2 separate regions of the Homo sapiens genome follow, and region 1 is linked to region 2. A link is an interaction called in ENCODE POLR2A ChIA-PET data of the cell type or tissue named here. Cell type or tissue: Panc1. All regions are shown on one strand. Links, peaks and the distances in the headings refer to the core of each region. The heading gives the core; the rest is flanking DNA. Region 1 overlaps LOC107987247 (a long non-coding RNA gene). Region 2 holds the start of LOC105371739 (a long non-coding RNA gene).

Evidence for each region. ChIA-PET counts read pairs that join two places held together with the same protein. Peaks named below come from ENCODE experiments on the same cell type or tissue, not always from the same donor. Only the 100,000 strongest peaks of a DNase experiment are listed, where the experiment ranks them.
Region 1: POLR2A ChIA-PET joins it to region 2 with 17 read pairs; 2 of 35 experiments call an interaction of 5 or more read pairs at or near these places.

The regions. Positions count from the first base shown.
Region 1 is chr17:34,054,292-34,063,110 of GRCh38, reverse strand. The region is part of intron 1 of LOC107987247 (a long non-coding RNA gene); the gene reads left to right. It also overlaps a transcript of ASIC2 not described here. Among named protein-coding and RNA genes, the nearest start is that of LINC01989, 120 kb to the left of the region's middle. In Panc1, for the core only: no CTCF peak of the experiment used is centred there; no DNase peak of the experiment used is centred there.
Region 2 is chr17:34,476,845-34,485,663 of GRCh38, reverse strand. LOC105371738 (a long non-coding RNA gene) reads right to left here. Exons shown (of 4, transcript XR_934687.3): 4 at 7,978-8,548. LOC105371739 (a long non-coding RNA gene) reads right to left here and starts at 6,395. Exons shown (of 3, transcript XR_934688.2): 1 at 6,157-6,395; 2 at 5,769-5,860; 3 at 3,942-4,599. In Panc1, for the core only: no CTCF peak of the experiment used is centred there; no DNase peak of the experiment used is centred there; H3K27me3 peaks cover 989 bases.

The DNA of each region.
Region 1 (8,819 bases), core at 556-8,555, 420 kb after region 2:
CAGCATCTATGTTCATCAAGGATATCGGTCTGTAATTTTCTTTTTTGATTTTGTCCTTTCCTGGTTTTGGTATTAGGGTGATGCTGGTTTCACAGAATGAATTAAGGAGGGTTCCTTCTTTCTCTGTCTGGTGGAATAGTGTCAAAAGGATTGGTACCAATTCTTCTTTGAATGTCTTGTAGAATTCTGTTGTGAATTCGTCTGGTACTGAATTATTTTTTGTTGCTAATTTTTTAATTACCACTTCAATCTCACTGCTGGTTTTGATCTGTTCAGGGTATCTAAGTCTTCCTGATTTAAGCTAGGAGGGTTGTATTTTTCCAGGAATTTATCTGTCTCTTCTAGGTTTTCTAGTTTATGTGCGTAAAGGTGTTCACAGTAGCCTTGGATGATCTTTTGTATTTCAGTGGTGTCAGTTGTAATATATACTTTTTCATTTCTTAGTGAGATTATTTGGATTTACTCTATTCTTTTCTTGGTTAATCTTGCTAATGGTCTATCAATTTTCTTAGCTTTTCAAAGAACCAGCTTTTTGTTTCATTTATCTTTTGTAATCTTTTTTTGTTTCAATTTCATTTAGTTCTGCTCTGATCTTGGTTATTTACTTTCTTCTACTGGATTTGGGTTTGGTTTGTTCTTCTTTCTCTAGTTCCTTAACGTGAGACCTTAGATTGTTTGTGATCTTTCAGAATTTTTGATGTAGGCATTTAGGGCTATGAACTTTGCTCTTAACGCCACTTTTGCTGCATCCCAAAGGTTTTGATAGGCTGTGTCATTTATTGTCATTCAGTTTGAAGAATTTTTTAATTTCCATCTTGATTTTGTTTTTGATCCAGTGCTCATTCAGGAGAAGGTTATTTAATTTCCATGTATTTGCATGGTTTTGAAGGTTCCTTTTGGAGTTGATTTCCAGTTTTATTCCACTGTGGTTTGAAAGAGTGCTTGATATAATTTCAATTTTCTTAAATTTATTGAGGCTCGTTTTATGTCCTATTATATGGTCTATCTTGGAGAAAGTTCCATGCACTGTCGAATAGAATGTGTATTCTATGGTTGTTGGATGAAATGTTCGGTACATATCTAAGTCCATTTGTTCCAAGGTATAGTTTAAATCCATTGTTTCCTTGCTGACTTTCTGTCTTGATGACCTGTCTAGTGCTATCAGTGGAGGATGGAAGCTCCCCACTATTACTGTGTTGCTGTCTATCTCATTTCTTAGGTCTAGTTGTAATTGTTTTATAAATTTGGGAGCTTCAGTGTTAGATGCGTGTATGTTTAGGATTGTAATATTTTCTTGTTGTACAAGGCCTTTTACCATTATATAATGTCCTTCTTTGTCTCTTTCAACTGCTGTTGCTTCAAAGATTGTTTTGTCTGATATAAGAATAGCTACCCGTGTTCACTTTTGGTATCCATTTGCATGAAATGCCTTTTTCCACCCCTTTACTTTAAGTTTATGTGAGTCCTTTTGTGTTATGTGAGTCTCCTAAAGGCAGCAGATAGTTGATTGGTGAGTTCTTATCCATTCTGTGGTTCTGTATCTTTTAAGTGGAGCATTTAGGCCATTTACATTCAATGTTAGTGTTGAAATGTGAGGTACCGTTGCTTTCATCATGCTCTTTGTTGCCTGTGTACTTTGGTTGTATTTTGTCTTTTGTTTTTGCTTTTTAACTTGTATTTCTGTTTTATAGGTCCCGTGTGATTTATGCTTTGAAGAGATTCTGTTTTGATGTGTTTCCAGGATTTGTTTCAAGATTTAGAGCTCCTTTTAGCAGTTATTGTAGTGGTGGCTTGGTAATGGCAAATTCTCTCCACATTTCTTTGTCTGAAAATTACTGTATCTTTCCTTCATATATGATGCTTAGTTTCACTGGGTACACAATTCTTGGCTGATAATGGTTTTGTTTGAGGAGGCTAAAGATAGGTCCCAAATCCCTTCTAGTTTGTTGGGTTTCTGCTGAGAAATCCGCTGTTAATCTGATAGGTTTTCCTTCATAGATTACCTGGTGATTATGTCTCACAGTTCTTAAGATTCTTTCCTTCATCTTAACTTTGGATAACCTAATGACAATGTGCCTAGGCGAAGATCTTTTTGTGATGAATTTCCCAGGTGTTCTTTGTTATTCTTGTATTTGGGTGTCTAGGTCTTTCGCAAGGCCAGGGAAGTTGTCCTCAATTATTCCCCAAAATATATTTCCAGTCTTTTAGATTTCTCTTCTTCCTCAGGAACACTGATTATTCTTAGGTTTGGTCATTTAACATAATCCCAGAATTTTTGGAAGCTTTGTTCATATTTTCTTATTCTTTTCTCTTTGTCTTTGTTGAAATGGGTTAATTTGAAGACCTTGTCTTTGAGCTCTGAATTTCTTTCTTCTACTTGTTAAATTCTATTGTTGAGGCTTTCCAGAGCATTTTGCATTTCTAAAAGTGTGTCCAAAGTTTCCTGAATTTTTGCTTGTTTTTTCTTTATGCTATCTATTCCCTTGAATATTTCTCCCTTCACTTCTTGTATCATTTTTTTTATTTCCTTGGATTGGGCTTCACCTTTCTCTGGTCCCTTCCTGATTAGCTTAATAACTAACCTCCTGAATTCTTTTTCACGTAAATCAAGGATTTCTTATTGGTTTGGATCCATTGCTGGTGAACTAGTGTGATTTTTTGGGAGGTGTTGAAGAGCCTTGTTTTGTCATATTACCAGAGTTGATTTTCTGATTCCCTCTCATTTGGATAGGCTCTGTCAGGGGGAAGATCTAGGGCTGAAGGCTGTTGTTCAGATTCTTTTTTCTCACAGGATATTCCCTTGATATAGTACGCTTCCCCTTTTCCTATGGATGTGGCTTCCTCTGAGCAGAACTGAAGTGATGGTTGTCTCTCTTCTGGGTCTAGCCACCCAGTGAGCCTACCTGGCTCCAGGCTGGTACTGCAGGTTGTCTGCACAGGGTCCTGTGATGTGAACCATCTATGGGTCTCTCAACTGTGGATACCAGCACCTGTTCTGGTGGAGGTGGCAGATGGTGCAATGGACTCTGTGAGACTCCTTAGCTTTGGTGGTTTAATGCTCTATTTTTGTGCTGGTTGGCCCCCTGCCAGGAGGTGGCACTTTCCAGAAAGTATCAGCTGTAGTAGTGTAGAGAGGGGTCTGGTGGTGGGCAGGGCCCTAGAACTCCCAAGATTATATGTCCTTTGTCTTTTGCTACCAGGGTGGGTAGGGAACAACCTTCAGGTGGGGGCGTGGCTAGGCCTGTCTGATCTCAAACTCTCCTTGGGCGGGTTTTGCTGCAGCTGCTGTGGGGGATGCGGGTGAGATTCCCAGGTCACTGGAGTTGTGTACCGGGGAGGATTATGGCTGCCTCTGCTGAGTCACGCAGGTTGTCAGGGAAGTAGGGGAAAGCCGGCAGTCACAGGCCTCACCCAGCTCCTATGCCAACCAAAGGGCTGGTCGCATTCTCACCGTGCCCCTCCCACAGCAGCACCAAGTCTGTTTGCAGGAGGAGGGTGAGATGGGCTTGAAAACTTGCCCAAAGCTATCTGCCTCCCAGCTGCAAAAGAAAAGGGCTTTACTTCTTTCCTTGCCTATGAAGTCTGCACGCCCAATTTGCGCCCTGCCCTGAGTTCTGGCCAGGAGGCTTCTCACCCCACTGAAGTTGTTAAAAAGCTCAGCTAGAGAATTTCTTCTCCCTGTGGAGTTTTACCCTCTGCTCCTCTCGCCACCCTCCTGATGGTTCCCTGTAATGCCAGGCAAGAATGGGCTGCTTAGAGACCCAGGGTCTTTCTGTTGCTTCCTCTACCCCTGTATTTTGCTCAGCTCTCTAACTTTACTCAGCTTCAGGTAAAGTCAGAAGCTTCTCCCACAAACAGACCTTCAACCTCTCCAGTGGGGGTGTGTGTTTGGGAGAGAAGGGTCTCCCTTTTTCATTTCCGCAGTTAGAGCACTCACAGTATTTGGGGTGTCTCCCAGGTCCTGCAGGAGCAGTCCACTTCCTTCAGAGGGTCTGTGGGTCCTCTTGGGATTGCTAGTTTGTTCTTGCAGTTGATCCAGAGCTCAAATCTACAGTGCAAGCCTCCACATGCTGCTCTGTCCGGAGCTGCAATCTAGTCCTGCCTCCTGTCTGCCATGATCCCTAAACAATTGTTAAATCTTGGTTCTGCCATTTGCTGGTGGTATGAACTTGAACAAGTTCCTTCATATCACTTAGCATCACTTTCCTCTTCTATGAAATATAGGTCATAATACCTACCTAGCAGATTATCTGAAGAGAACCAAAATGACATGCTTAGTGCGGTATTTGGCACATGGAAAATGCTCAGTGAGCATGATGTCACCTCATGGAGTCCCTGGAAGACCAGCTAGCTCTGCTCTCCTCCCCTCCCCTCCTATCTTAAGTATCTGCATTCCCACAAAGAAAACGGGGATCCACATTTCTGTTCCCTAAATATGTAGGAGGAAATGCTAATACATTTCCCTGAGATCCATACAGTCAGTTGATCTAGGAGGAGAAAGAAGAGAAGGAGGTTTCAAGGACAGCGTTTCAAGGCCTGCTACCTGTCTTTGAATTGAGCAGCTAGTGCTACAGGAATGAAAGTCTGAGCTAAGCATTTGTTTTAATAATATGCTTTACCCATGAAGCCCTGGTATCCAGTTCACAGTGGGTAATCCTGGGAATGAGGACCACCAGAGATAAGAGAACAAATGAGAAAATCTGGATTCAAGGGCTGTTCCTCCAGGCTGTTTCTTCATCTATAAGGTGGTTATAATCTACTGTTGATAAGCTTGGTTCGGAAGGTGAGATGACCCAGTGAGGTGGCACATGCAGCAAGGGCTTATGTCATTCAGTATCATTGAACCCTCAAAGAAAACTCGGAGGTGCATCTTACATAGGCAGCCTCAGCAAGCTCACTGTCTAGCCAGAAGATGACATGTACAGAACCGACTCAGATATAAGGTAAAATGTAAAAAGAGATGAGAGTAAATATAGAGGTTAGCACTTAGAAATATGTAATTTTCAGGTAAGGAGCTGTGACAAGTCTTCTTGGACAAGGAGAAAGTTGAGTTAGGCTTTAGAGAAAAATAAGTAGGATTAGACCGTGTTTAGGTAGGTAGAGTTGTGCACGCACACAAGTACATGGGTGTAGGTGTCAAAATGTCTGGGACTATGGGCTCTTGGAGGTTTGTTACTACTGCAGGAGGAGGTGGGAACAAGAATAAAGCTACCTGGGAGTGTGAAAATGTGGAAAGTATTGGCTTTGGAGTTAGACAGACTTTGGTTCTATCACAGGCATTTCCAAAGTACCCTGCACAGGTACATTATGAGGTTTCTATTTTCAGCTACATGCACTCTCTCATAGTCTGAACTTCTACCTTCTTCTCTGTTTAGTTTCTATTGCCAAGCACTAGCACTAATCCTAACCCGCAGTCCTAATCCTTGACCCTCTTGCCTCTGTGCCTCGCCCTCTTTTTCCTTACTTCCTCACTTCCTGTTGCTTCCTGCCTGCAATTTTCTTTCTGTTGTATTTCCTCCCCTCCTGCAGTCACCACATTACTACAAAATCTTTCTAAAATACATATCTGATTATATCCGTCCTCCTACTAAAGCTCCAGTAATGACTCCCATTGCAGCCATAATTGCACCAAGTCCCATCATCAGACAGGCACTCACACCTCTACTGCGACAGCCCATTTCCTCAATCACACCCTCCTTGGGCTTTAACACCCACCAGTTGCTCCATCCCATGTTCAGACCTGTTCATGCTGGCTTCTCTGTTTAGAATATCCTTTCCCAATACTTCCTTCAGAGAAACTTTTAATTTAATAGTTTTTCAAGACTGAGTTTAGCTTTTCTACCTCCTGAAGAGTTTCTCTCACTTGTCTTTGGAATATTTAACAGAGGAATGTGGTATCTAACTCTCCTTGGGATCATTTACATGTCTCTATGTGTAAATAGACTTATTTGTCTCTCTACTCAGGTCCAAGTATGGGGCCTGGCATAAATTTAGTGCCCAACAAAAGGTTGATGATTAAATGAATGAATGAATAAATGAATGAATAGATAGTTTTATTAATAATGAGAACAACTCACCTATGGCTTCAGTTGGGAATGAAAAGACGAGGCAACTATTATACATTGATTATCTGTCTAATCCACTCTTTGACATTTCCCCCAGGGTATTTAAATGATTCATCATTGTATTTAAAAGTTTGAAATCCTTTGAACTGTGTTTTCACACGAATGGGTTGTTTAACCTCAAGATATGAGAGGATCCCAGCCAACGATGAGGAACTCAGCATATTTTGGGATTTTTGCAATTTGGAGATCAGGTGAAAAGTCAGAAGCATTTACTGAGGACCTGAAGGATACTGAATCAGTAGGTTATTTGGTAGAGGAGTTGAAATTGAGAAGTAAATAATATAGATTGACCTATATGGGTCAATCTGTATATTTGCACAGTTTGGACTTCTGTCTGTATTATTAATTAGTTAGTTATTCCACAGCAAATTCTTCACTTTTTAGGTTGATTTGGTTGTGGACTTCTATTTTCTCAGGCATAGAAAATATCTGAGTTGTTTCCATTGTACTGCTACTCCATGCTCCAGAAGGACATGCTTTACCACTCACAGCACTCCTTACCTACCAGCCCAGAATGTGGTCTCAGAATCTTTCTTTGCACAGTGTCACAGGTAGCTATTACCAATTACCAGAATTGGTTCATAAAACAAAACCCATTTTCCATCCCTCCACAAGATGTTGAGGTATTTTAGGGAGAAGGCAGGACCTGAGCAGTGCAGAAGCTGTGTGCCAGGTGATGGTGGGTCAGCCTCTTTCCCAAGCTGCAGGCTCCATGTGTCTGCTTAATGTCTACTCTGCCATGCCTCAGCCATTGCAAATGGAAATCCTTGGATGTTGCCTAAATTATTGTTCTTCCTCCACTTTCTTAATTGCAGTAAAAGATCCTAATAGGCACCCAGTTTTTCAAGCTAGAGACCATTCTTCCATTTCTCTCACCCCTCACATTTAATTCACTGGCAAATATTCTTGACCGTATTTATCAATATATATTTCAAATCTGTCCCCTGACAGTCTTACTACAATTACTGCCCAGTGTAAGTCATCCTAGTCTCTTTTCTCAACTACTGTAATAGCCTCTTAACTGCTTTTCTTGCCACCATCCCTGCCCCCTCTACTCTATTCCCAATGCTTAAAAACGTGTAAATTAATTCTACTCCTAGGTATTTAGCCAAGAATAACAAAAACATATGTCTACAGCAATAATTGTACAACATTCATAGCAGGTTTATTTACATTAGCCAAAAATTGGGAACAATCCAAATGTCCATCAGCAAGTTAATTGACAAACATATTGTATATTTATACAACGGAATACTAATCAGTTTTTAAAAAGCAAACTACTGACACACACAACATAAATGAATTTTAAAAACATGCTGAGTAAAAGACACAAGAAAATACCGTGTGATTTCATGAATATGAGCTTTTAGAATAAGCAAAACTAAGATAAAAAGGCAAGCACAATCATTGTTTCTTGGGGGTTAATTGGTAGGGATTGATTAAGAGGAAACAAGAAGGAACTTTCTGGGAAGATGAATATGTTCTGAGATAACAATCGGAGTTTCATTTGTCAAAATTAGGATTTGTACATTTTATTGTAAGTAAATTTTACCTCAAAAAGAGGAAAATAAAACTGTAAAAAAGACAGTAAACAAGTGGGAGGGCAGGGAGTAAATGATCTGTAAATGATGCAGGAATGGGAAATTTTTGATAATTTGTTGAATCTGGGTGATGGACACATGAAGGTTCGTTATATTATTTGGATTACTTTGTAAATGTTGGAAATTTTCCATAATAAGATGTTATTTTAACATATAAATCGAATCGTGTCTCTTCGTGGCTTAAACCAATTTAATGGCTTTCTACTGCAGACAGAGTGAAGCCTGTGCTATATGTTATGATTTAAATGGTCCTGCACCATCTAACTGCTGGCCACTTTATATCCTCTTCCTCTCTCCTCCTGTCTTCCTGTCCTTTAGTCCCACTGGACTCTCTGAGAGGTAGCTAAGTATGCCAAGATTTTTCCAAATGCAGGGCCTTTGGATGAGTCATTTCTTTGGATGGACCTCTCTTCTTCCATTCTTCACATGATTGTTTTCTTCTTGTGCTTTAAGTCTTCAAGAAGCCCTCCCAATAGATACATTTTGGTTACTTGCTCATCTATCTCCTCACTAGAAGACAGACTATGAAGGCATGCATAATGTCTCTCTCAGTTGCCATTTTATGCTAAATTCCTAGAACAGCACCTTGTTTTCTGTTTTCTGAGTCTCTATGCATCAGTGAGTGCTATCCTTCACCTATGTCATCTCCTTCAGCCCTGAGGTTAAGCATGTCCTTTTATGTTGCTCTGACTAGCACCATGGTCAGCAGTAAATTTAAAGATCATGAGACTGAGGATGCAGTTGGAGCAAATATCGGGTAGGACATGATAACTATTTTGGCATGTTTTGAAGACCATCTGGCAAATGTGTATGTGTGAATTGGAACTATGGGAGACTATTCAGAAAGGCTGGTACTGGGTAGGATGCTACCAGTATGAGTTTAGCAGCTGGTCCTTGTGATGGAAGTAATCTGGGAAAGGAGGGTACCCATACATCTCCACTCATTGCTTGAAAAAAGCACTATACTGTGAGCCAGGAAGTAGAAATTCAAGCTCTGCATTAACATGTTTCATGGCTCTGGACAAATAACAGCCTCTTGGAGCTTTGTACTTCAAAAACGTACTTCATTGACATCAATGTCTCCCAGGTAAAA
Region 2 (8,819 bases), core at 385-8,384:
GCCTCTCGTGTGAGGTGGTGGCCCAGCCAAGGCCATTCTGTTTAGGGTTCTTAGTGCATGCCTCTGGCACCTTTGAAGATGGCCAATGGGAACACCAAACTGAGGTGTGATGATTCTGCTTGCGATAAATGGGGTAGACGGGGACACAGGAGCACAGAGAGGCAGAGCCTCCTGAAGGTCACACAGCTGGCCACACACAGCCTAGTGTGCTCCAGCTCCTCAAGGCTCCGGGAACCCCTTCCAAGGTGAGCTTTAGTTCAGGAGGCAGAGCCTTCCCGTCTGCGTCTGCAAAGCCCCAGCAGGCTGACAGGGGATGCCATAGGCCTCAATTTGCCCTGCTGTACAACTGAAGGAGGCAGATGGTCTCTAGGGGCTGTTGCAGCTTTGCTCTTCCCCAACTGAGGAAGTCTCAGTTCCTGGGGCATGTTACCAGCCTCCTCTGGTGGAGAAACCAACAGCCCTTCATTTGGACCATGGCTTCCCAAACTCCAGGATTATCTCTGATTTATAGGCAGGTAAACTGAGGCCTTGGGCATAAGGAGCACTGCTGAGAGGGTGGCTGAGAACCCAGGCATCCAGACTCCCCTTCTCTCTCCCTCATTACCATGACTGGAAGAATATGAGATGCCTTAGCCCGTGCCGATCTGGTGCCATTTGCTCCTAGGAACCTCCCCCAGGGGGTCAACATTGCTGGGTACTGGCCCTCTAGCTCTGGAGGAGGCCCTGTGCCCTTAGAGTCAGCCTGCCACCCATGAACCTATTAAGGGTGCATGAGGGTCGACATGTGAGTAAGACCCAAAGGTGGCCGGGCCTATAATAAACCTCCCCATTAGCCACCCCTCCCACTCTGCCTGGCAGGCACTGTGGAAGCATTAGGTGTGGCCAATATCACTTATTTATTACTGAGCACTTAGGGAGCTGTTCCAGGCTCCCACCCAGCATGCCCTCCTTCTTCTTCCCTTGTCTCCTTACCCAGGATGCAGCTCAGCCAGTCTGGCCTTGAGCTGCCCAAGCCACCTAGAGGGTGAGCTCAGAGGGCAGTCCTGTCAGAGCCCCACTGCAGCACGGGGCTGGGATTAGCATGATTACCCCACCATTCCAGGGACGCAGACTGCCTTTCAGAGTGGGTGAGAGTCTTGCTCAAGGGCACACAGCTGGTGAGTGGCAGAGCCAGGACTTGATCCTTGTCAAGTTTACCAAATGACTAATGACCTGCTGAGTCCCTGTGCAGCCTCCCAGCCTCCGGGAGCCGTGCTGGGGAGCAGGCTGGAGGATTTGGTGTGGTCCTACTTTGGAAGCCAGCGTCGCACATGAATGATGGAGACTGCAGGTCTGGTCTGGGATTCTGGAACGGGCTCTGCTCATTGCTGGCTGTGTGGCCTTGGACCAAGCACTTAACTTCTCTGAGCTGAGCTGCTGCTGCTGCTGCATCTTTATACTTGGAATCACAACCATGCTCACGACCCTGCCTTGTGAGGCTGTGAGCCCCATGCCATGATAGTGTGGGCCTGTGGAGCCCTTACTGTTGGTAGTTACTGTTTTTCTGTTATCATTAGAGCATGGGGACTTTCAGTGGAAAACAGAAACCAAAGGGCTAGAACCTTGTGAAGGAAGGCCTGACCCCTACTCCGTGGATTCCAGAAAAGTCTGGCTCCTCCCACCTCCTGCCCCAGGAGCCCTGCCGGGGGGAACAGTCATCCAGCCCTTCTCTCCCATCTATCTTATTTTCATTGAGGTCAGAGCCAGAGGAACCTGAGGGACCTTCTTGTGTAGCCCCACACCCCCAGGTCCAGAGGTCCAGAGAGAGAACGGGGCTGGTGCAGGGTCACACAGCAATCACTGGGGGGAAAGCAGGTCTCTGCCGGCCAGTTTTATGCCTCTTGCCTGTGCTGCTGACAATGGGGGCATGAAGCCATGGCTCTGTGGAGAACTTGCAGACATTTCAGCGTCCTCCCTGAGCAAACGCTTATATCAGGGGTCACTGGCAGAGTTCCCTCTCCCAGGAGATCCGGCGAAGTGAAGTGGGTGAGACGACAGCAGGGAGGGATGAAAGATGTTTCTGGGGTCCCAGAGAGTTGGCAGGCTCCAGGGATGGGAAGTAGGGTGAACGGAGTACTATTCACCACCACGTGCTCAGGAAAGGACTCAGTGCTGTGCCAGGATTGTGGGGTTCAGGTTGTGGCAAAGCAATTATTCCAACCATCTGGTAGCATTTGAGGTTTTACCCCAACCCAGCTCATGCTTTCCATTTGCTAGTTGAGAAAACTGAGGTTAAATGGTTCTCGAGAGCACACTGCTTTGATTATGCTTGGAACTCAGCTAGAGTCCACCCTTTTCCAGTCCCATGTTACCCCCGCCTGTACTTTCAGCAGACCCATGACCAGGATGCAGGTTTGGTTTGGCTCTGGCCGCCATCTGGTCCCTGCCACTCTCCCAGGTAGGGGCTGTGACTGTGCTTTCTCCAGTTTCCTCTTGCCCTCTGGGCTCTGGTCAGAGCCTGGCCACACTGGACATGCCAGGCTGGCCCCTGGTGAGTGGTGACGTCCCACTTAGCACATTGTCATGCCACCCCCGGGCTGCATCAGCAGCTGCCTGGCTGAATAATTCATCAGACCTTGTTTACTCTTCCCTTCCTGGCTGTTAGTGGCTCTCAAAACCCCACCACAGCCCCCTCCCAGGTCCAGCTGCCCTGGCCTCCACCCTGCTCTCCAATTTAGCCACCAGAAAGCTGCTCCACGACTGGGCCATGCGCATTGGCCATGAATTATTCAGGCCTCATTTGGCTGGAGCCAGGGTAGATATTGGGGCTGGAGGAGAGTTTGGGCCATGCGGTCTGTGCCATTTGGAGGGCACGTGGAGGAAGCATGTGGAACACAGAGTTGTCTCTGTCTTCATCTCCATTCAAGCTGACACCCACGTCCTGTTGGATCCAGAGTGATCTGCCCATTGTGAGCCCAGGGGAGCAGAGGATGCCTCGGGGTGAGAGCTCCCCAACCTTCAAGCGCAGAGACCTGCACAGAGCATACCATCGGTGCTCAGGACAGCGGGCTGATTGGCAGGCTGGCCTACATCAATCAACAAGAGGATGACACATTTCATATAAGGGGCAGAGGACAAAACTCTGGAGTCAGACAGCTTAGGTGTAAATCCTGACCCTTCTACTTTACAGCTGACTAAGCTTGGGCAAGTTACTTAATCTTCCTGTGCTGAAGGTTCTTCACCTGTAAGATGGGGAGAGCGATGGCTTCTGCCTCACAGGGCTGCTGTGCACAGAGCAATGGAGATCAGACGTCTACAGTGCTGGGGTGGAATGAGTGCTCAACCTCCAGACCACACTGGATTGTCATTGCTTGGTTGGTTGTTTGCCTTTCTCATCATCCTGGGAGATTTTTAAAGAAGGTACTGGATCACATTTTACTAGGTACCTCCAAGAACTAGTACTGAGGTGGCTCCTAGTAGATGCTTGGTAAATGCTTGTTGAATGAATGAATAAATGAATGAGTGAGGAATTGCTCTCCAGAGATGCAATGGGCTGATTTATGAGGCAGTGAGTAAGCTGCTTATTGCTGGGAGTGTTCTACTGGATCACAATTCACACGGAATTCTGTAGCAAGGATTGATGTTCTGGCTAGAAAGATGGTCTTTAAAGCCTCCTCCCCCATCATTAGCTGCTGTGGTTCCAGGATTCAATGAATAAATATGGGTTGTAGGAGTTGGTGGTGGTGGTAGTGGATGATGATGACAATGATGGAAACAAGGCTGATGATAAAGAGGCTAAGTCCTAGGACTTGAGGCTGGGGAGGCAGAGAGGAGAAACAGCTGATTCATCAGACTAGCCCATCAGACATTGTGCTTAAGGACAAGGAATTATGGCTTTTTCCTCTGTATTCCGGGTGCCTGGCACATAGTAAGCACAAAATAGCAGTGCACTGAACGAATGAGTGTTCCTTAGTCCTTAGATAATCAGGCAATCTGAGGACCTACCCCTTCCCAACCCAGTACACAAATTCTTCAGCCCACCCTGAGCCATCTTCTGTGGCCTTTCTGCCTCGTCCTTTGCCTCAGTTTCTCCAGTCATAAAAATGGGTCACATTAGTTGCTTCCCTTTCCCTAGTAACATTATCCAAACTGGCTATTTCTGGCAACACTGCAAGAAGAGGGCAGGCGGGGCAGGCCTGCCTGGTGGGACCTCTGACCATCAGGCTTCTGGGAACCATAGGCTATACCCACACCACAGAGCATCGATAAACTATTTTGATGTTTCTCTTGCTTTCAGAAAGACAGCTTCCAAGATTCAAGCCCAGGTGGTGCCGGTCTTTTTTTGGAGGTGCTAATTAATAATTTAACTTCATCTAATGATAATTTTATCTTGTTGCAGTTTGTGGATTTATGATTATCTCATCCATCCGGTGCCTAGTGTTGGGCATAGAGTGTGTCTCTGCTGTCTGCCAGAATCTGCTACTGGGAGAATTTCCCCACTGGGAGAGGGACCCAGGAAATGGCATGGTCTTAGAAGGTCTCCTGAACACATTTCCTTGGGAGGGCTCCTGTTATCTTCAAGGTTGATGGCTTTCTGCAATCTCTCAAGGGCTGTTTTGCCTGGAAACAGGACGATGGAGACAGAGACCTATCAGCTGTGGGCATCTCAATATCAGCGGAAATGGGTATCAAGAAGTCTCAGCCAGGTGCAGTGGCTTGCGCCTGTAATCCCAACACTTTGGGAGGCTGAGGTAGGTAGATCACTCGAGCCCAGGAGTTTGAGATCAGCCTGGGCAAGAGGTGACACCCTGTCTCTACAAAAAATACAAAAATTAGACAGGCGTGGTGGTGTGTGCCTATAGTTTGAGTTACACAGGAGGCTGAGGTGGGAGGATTGCTTGAGCCCAGGAGGTCAACGCTGCAGTGAGCTGTGTCCATACCACTGCACCCCAGCCTGGGTAACAGAGAGAAACCCTGTCTTGAAAAAAAAAAAAAAGAAGAAAGAAAGAAAGAGAGAAAGAAAGAGAGAAAGAAAGAAAGAAAGAAAGAAAGAAAGAAAGAAAGAAAGAAAGAAAGAAAGAAAGAAAGGGAAAGAAAGCCAGCCAGCCCCATGTCACAGACTGTCATAGCAGGAAGACCCCCAAGAGAATGTCACATCTGGCGCCTCTTTCCATGGTCAAAGAAGCTGAGGGACTAGCTCAGGAAGGAACTAGCTGAGGTTCTATGGCAGCAGTCACAAAATCTGTTTTGAACCCAGGTCCCCTCCTTCCAGCTATGCCCTGCTGTTGTCCAATATACACCTCTCTGCACCAGCTGACCAACCTTCCTTCCCTGGGCACTTGGCGAGAAGTGGCCCAGGTACATTTTGAATGGAGGTGGGGTGGGCACTTAGGTCCTCTCCTCCTATGTTTGGTGACTACAGCTCCCTAACTGCCTTTCCTTCTGGCAGGGAAGAGTCAATAAGCCCAAAGAGGATGGGTGGGCATGGCTGAAAATCCCTCCTGAATGTATGCAAAAACTTTTCACAGCCTCATGTTCTTTCTATCAGGTGAGTGATATTGTACCCATGCTGTCCAGAAATGGGGTGACCTAGTTAGAGTCAACTGACTTCGAAAGGCAGCAAAACTACGACCAGATATTAAAGGAGCAGTAGGATTTAGCTGAAGAAATGGGGGAAGAACATTCTAGACAGAGAAACTATAAGGAGAAATGCTCCAGACTTAAAACTGTAGGATATGACCACTTAGGTGAGACCCTTGGCCTCTAGGGACTTCAGTTTATTCTCTTACCATACTAGGAGAGTGCTTGGGGAGGAGGCTAGAGGCAGTGTCTGCACCCAGGCTGAATGTTGGGTTCTGCGTGGCCACTTCTGACCGCTGGACTGGACGAGGGAGCAAGGTGAGACTGCTAAACTCCTCCCCTCTGTCCACCTGGGTTCTTGGTTTCCCCTCCCTCCACACAAAGCTGGGCTGTTGACCGGGCCCCAGGTTGGCCTCAGCCCATGCTAATGAGATGCTAATGCTGAAAACCAGACTGACTGCAGCCTCCAAGTGTTTGGGGACCCTCTTGACAGCTGGAAAAGCCCTCCAGCTACTCTGGGCAACTTCAGCTCTAAGCTGGGATGTTCCCCCAGCAATTGCGCCTGTCACTTCTCATTACACCTGATGCCCGTGGTACCTGCCAGGGAGCCGTGGGGCAGAACTAGCCACATTCTCTCTCAGAGACCGCAGGGAGGCTGGAGCCTGGTCTGACAGGGTCCCTGGGGACTCAGGAGGTTTCACCAGTATGAGGATCAAGTCTTGCCCATTCGGGATCCCCTTGGCTGCAGTTTGTAGTGCAAGATCTCACAAAGACCCCTTAGGCTCAGAACAACATGGTGACCTTTGTTTTGACTTCTCCAACCCAGGGCCTATGACAGTTTGTGTTCAGATGAATCTGCATTGTGACACAATGGATGCTTAGAATTCAAGAACCCTAGGAGGTCAGAACTGAACAAGTCTTAATTATTGGAGAATGCAGGGCATTTTTATCATTAGTTTTTTGTTTGCCTTAAAAATTGCCCAAATAAGATATGTGAAAAACAAAAAAATTTTTTAATGCCAAAAGACTTAAAATAAAAAAGCACTATCTTTCCCCCCAACCTTCCTACTGCTACTCTTGCTCTCCTGGGACAACACATTTTTAGCCCTTTCAGCTGCTTCTTTTGCTCTGTGTGTTCATATTTCTAAATAATATGCATATTCTGCTATTTCTGCTTTGTCAGTTTTAGACATCCTCTATTGACTTCCTGCTATAGTAAACACAGATTTTGCTTTGTTACTCACCTTTCTGTCCCCTTCCTCCTTATATAGTCCTATTGCAACTTTTAGTCAAACCAAGAACATTATTATAAATGTATAAATGAGGCTCACTCTAGAGTTAAGCAATGGGCTCTGATTATATTTTCTTTCCCATACATTTCCCCCTTCAGTGTGGCGAATACGGGTAGTGCCTATTGAATATCTACCTGTTCCCCTATATTCCTCAGCTTCCCTTCTAGTTAGGTTAGGGCCATGTGACTAGAATGATCTTTTTGAGTTGAGGCAGCTAAGAGCCCGTGTGGCTCTTCCATCTTTCTCTTCCCTAGCAAGGAGCTTGTACATGTTGTGGGCTCCATGCTGTACAAACACAAAATGAAGGACTGCCTCCTTATTAGATTGTGATACAAAGGGAAATAAACATTTATATCTATTGCGACATCTAGCATCAACTATCCTGATAAATATACCCAGAGGTAATAATTGCTCCATATTTTCAGTTGCATCGTTTTCTTAAATGTTTCCAAATGTTGCATTATATCTGCCATACCATTATTATTAAGATTATTTTCATAAGTTTTGTCTTACATCATAGCATCTATCAGTCTCTCCTCTTTCCCTGGAGTCTTCCCTCCTGGGGCTCTGGATTTCTTCTTTCAACCTGGCCTGTTACTCTTTATGCCTGCTGCGAAGCTCACGTCCTGGGAATTTCCTCTGCTACTCTCCCGTGTTGAATCCCCTGGATTCTATATTCTTGGTTTACTTCTAATTTTTGCTGAAACATATCCTCTGGTACTCTGCAAAGTAAATTCTCTGAATCCTTACACATCTAGAACATATTTAAAGTCTCAACTTATGTTTTAATCATGTGTTTAGCTATAGAGTTCTATATTGAGAATAGTTTGCCCCAAGAATTTAGAAGGCAGGGTTTCACTGTTGCCCAGTATCCAGCGTTGCACTCAACAAGTCCTACAACCATCTGATTCATAGTCCTTTGTATGAAACCTGTTACTTTCCCTTCTAGAAGCTTTTAGAATCATATCTGTGTCTATATGTTCTGAAAATTTACAATAATCTGTTTTGAAGAGGATTTACCTTGTTTTGACCACTTGGTAGGCCCTTTAATCTGAAGGTTCATATTTTTTAGTGCTAGGAAACTGCCTTGAATTATTTCTTTGATAATTCCCTTTGTTGTATTTTCTCCATTAATTGGGGACCAGTTCCTGGATTGTTACTCGCATAAGTTAACCATGGCTACAATAATGCTATATAACAAACCAACCCCAAACTCAGTGGCTTAAGACATGGTTACTTATACTCACAGATCTGTGGTTGCCTGAGGGACACTAATTTATGCTGAACTTGTTTGACTGGCATTGCTAGAGTTGACTGGGCTTACCTACACATCTGTGAGCAGAGTAGGAGATGGCTGATTTAGGGTAGTGTTGGCTGGCGGACTTTAACTCTGCTCCAAACGTCTCACACCTTCCTCGTGGGACCAGTGAGCTAGCCCAGGGATGTTCTTCTCATGGAGAAGGCATGGAAACTACTGTTGCTGCCATACACTGCCACTTCAATAAAAGCTGCTGTCTAAACCATCGACTCACCCTTGAATTATTTCCTGGGTGAAGCCAAGAACTCTTCCGGTCTAAGTCCCAATTTGGGGGCTCACTTGCCCTACATCAGTCTAGAGGCAGAGTGCATAGGCATGGAGCTCAGTTCTATGGCTAACTGTACTTGGGCTTGGCTTCTTTCTTCTTCAAAGTACTCATCTGTAAAATGGGAACAAAATAGAAACCTACTTCACAGACTTGTTGGGAGGATGAGAAAAGTTACTATATGGAAAATGCCTGGAAGCATCCCCAGCGCACATCTAAAATATCTCTTCTCAAATACATGAGTGGTTCTGAAAAGCTCATTGGAAGTTTTGTGTTTAGCAGTGAAACTTGTGGAAAGGATAGGGTAGAGTGCTGGCTGGGGAGCCTGCACCTGCCATTGAAGAGCATACTGGCATTTTAAGCTCCCCTCCAACCCCTGCTTATC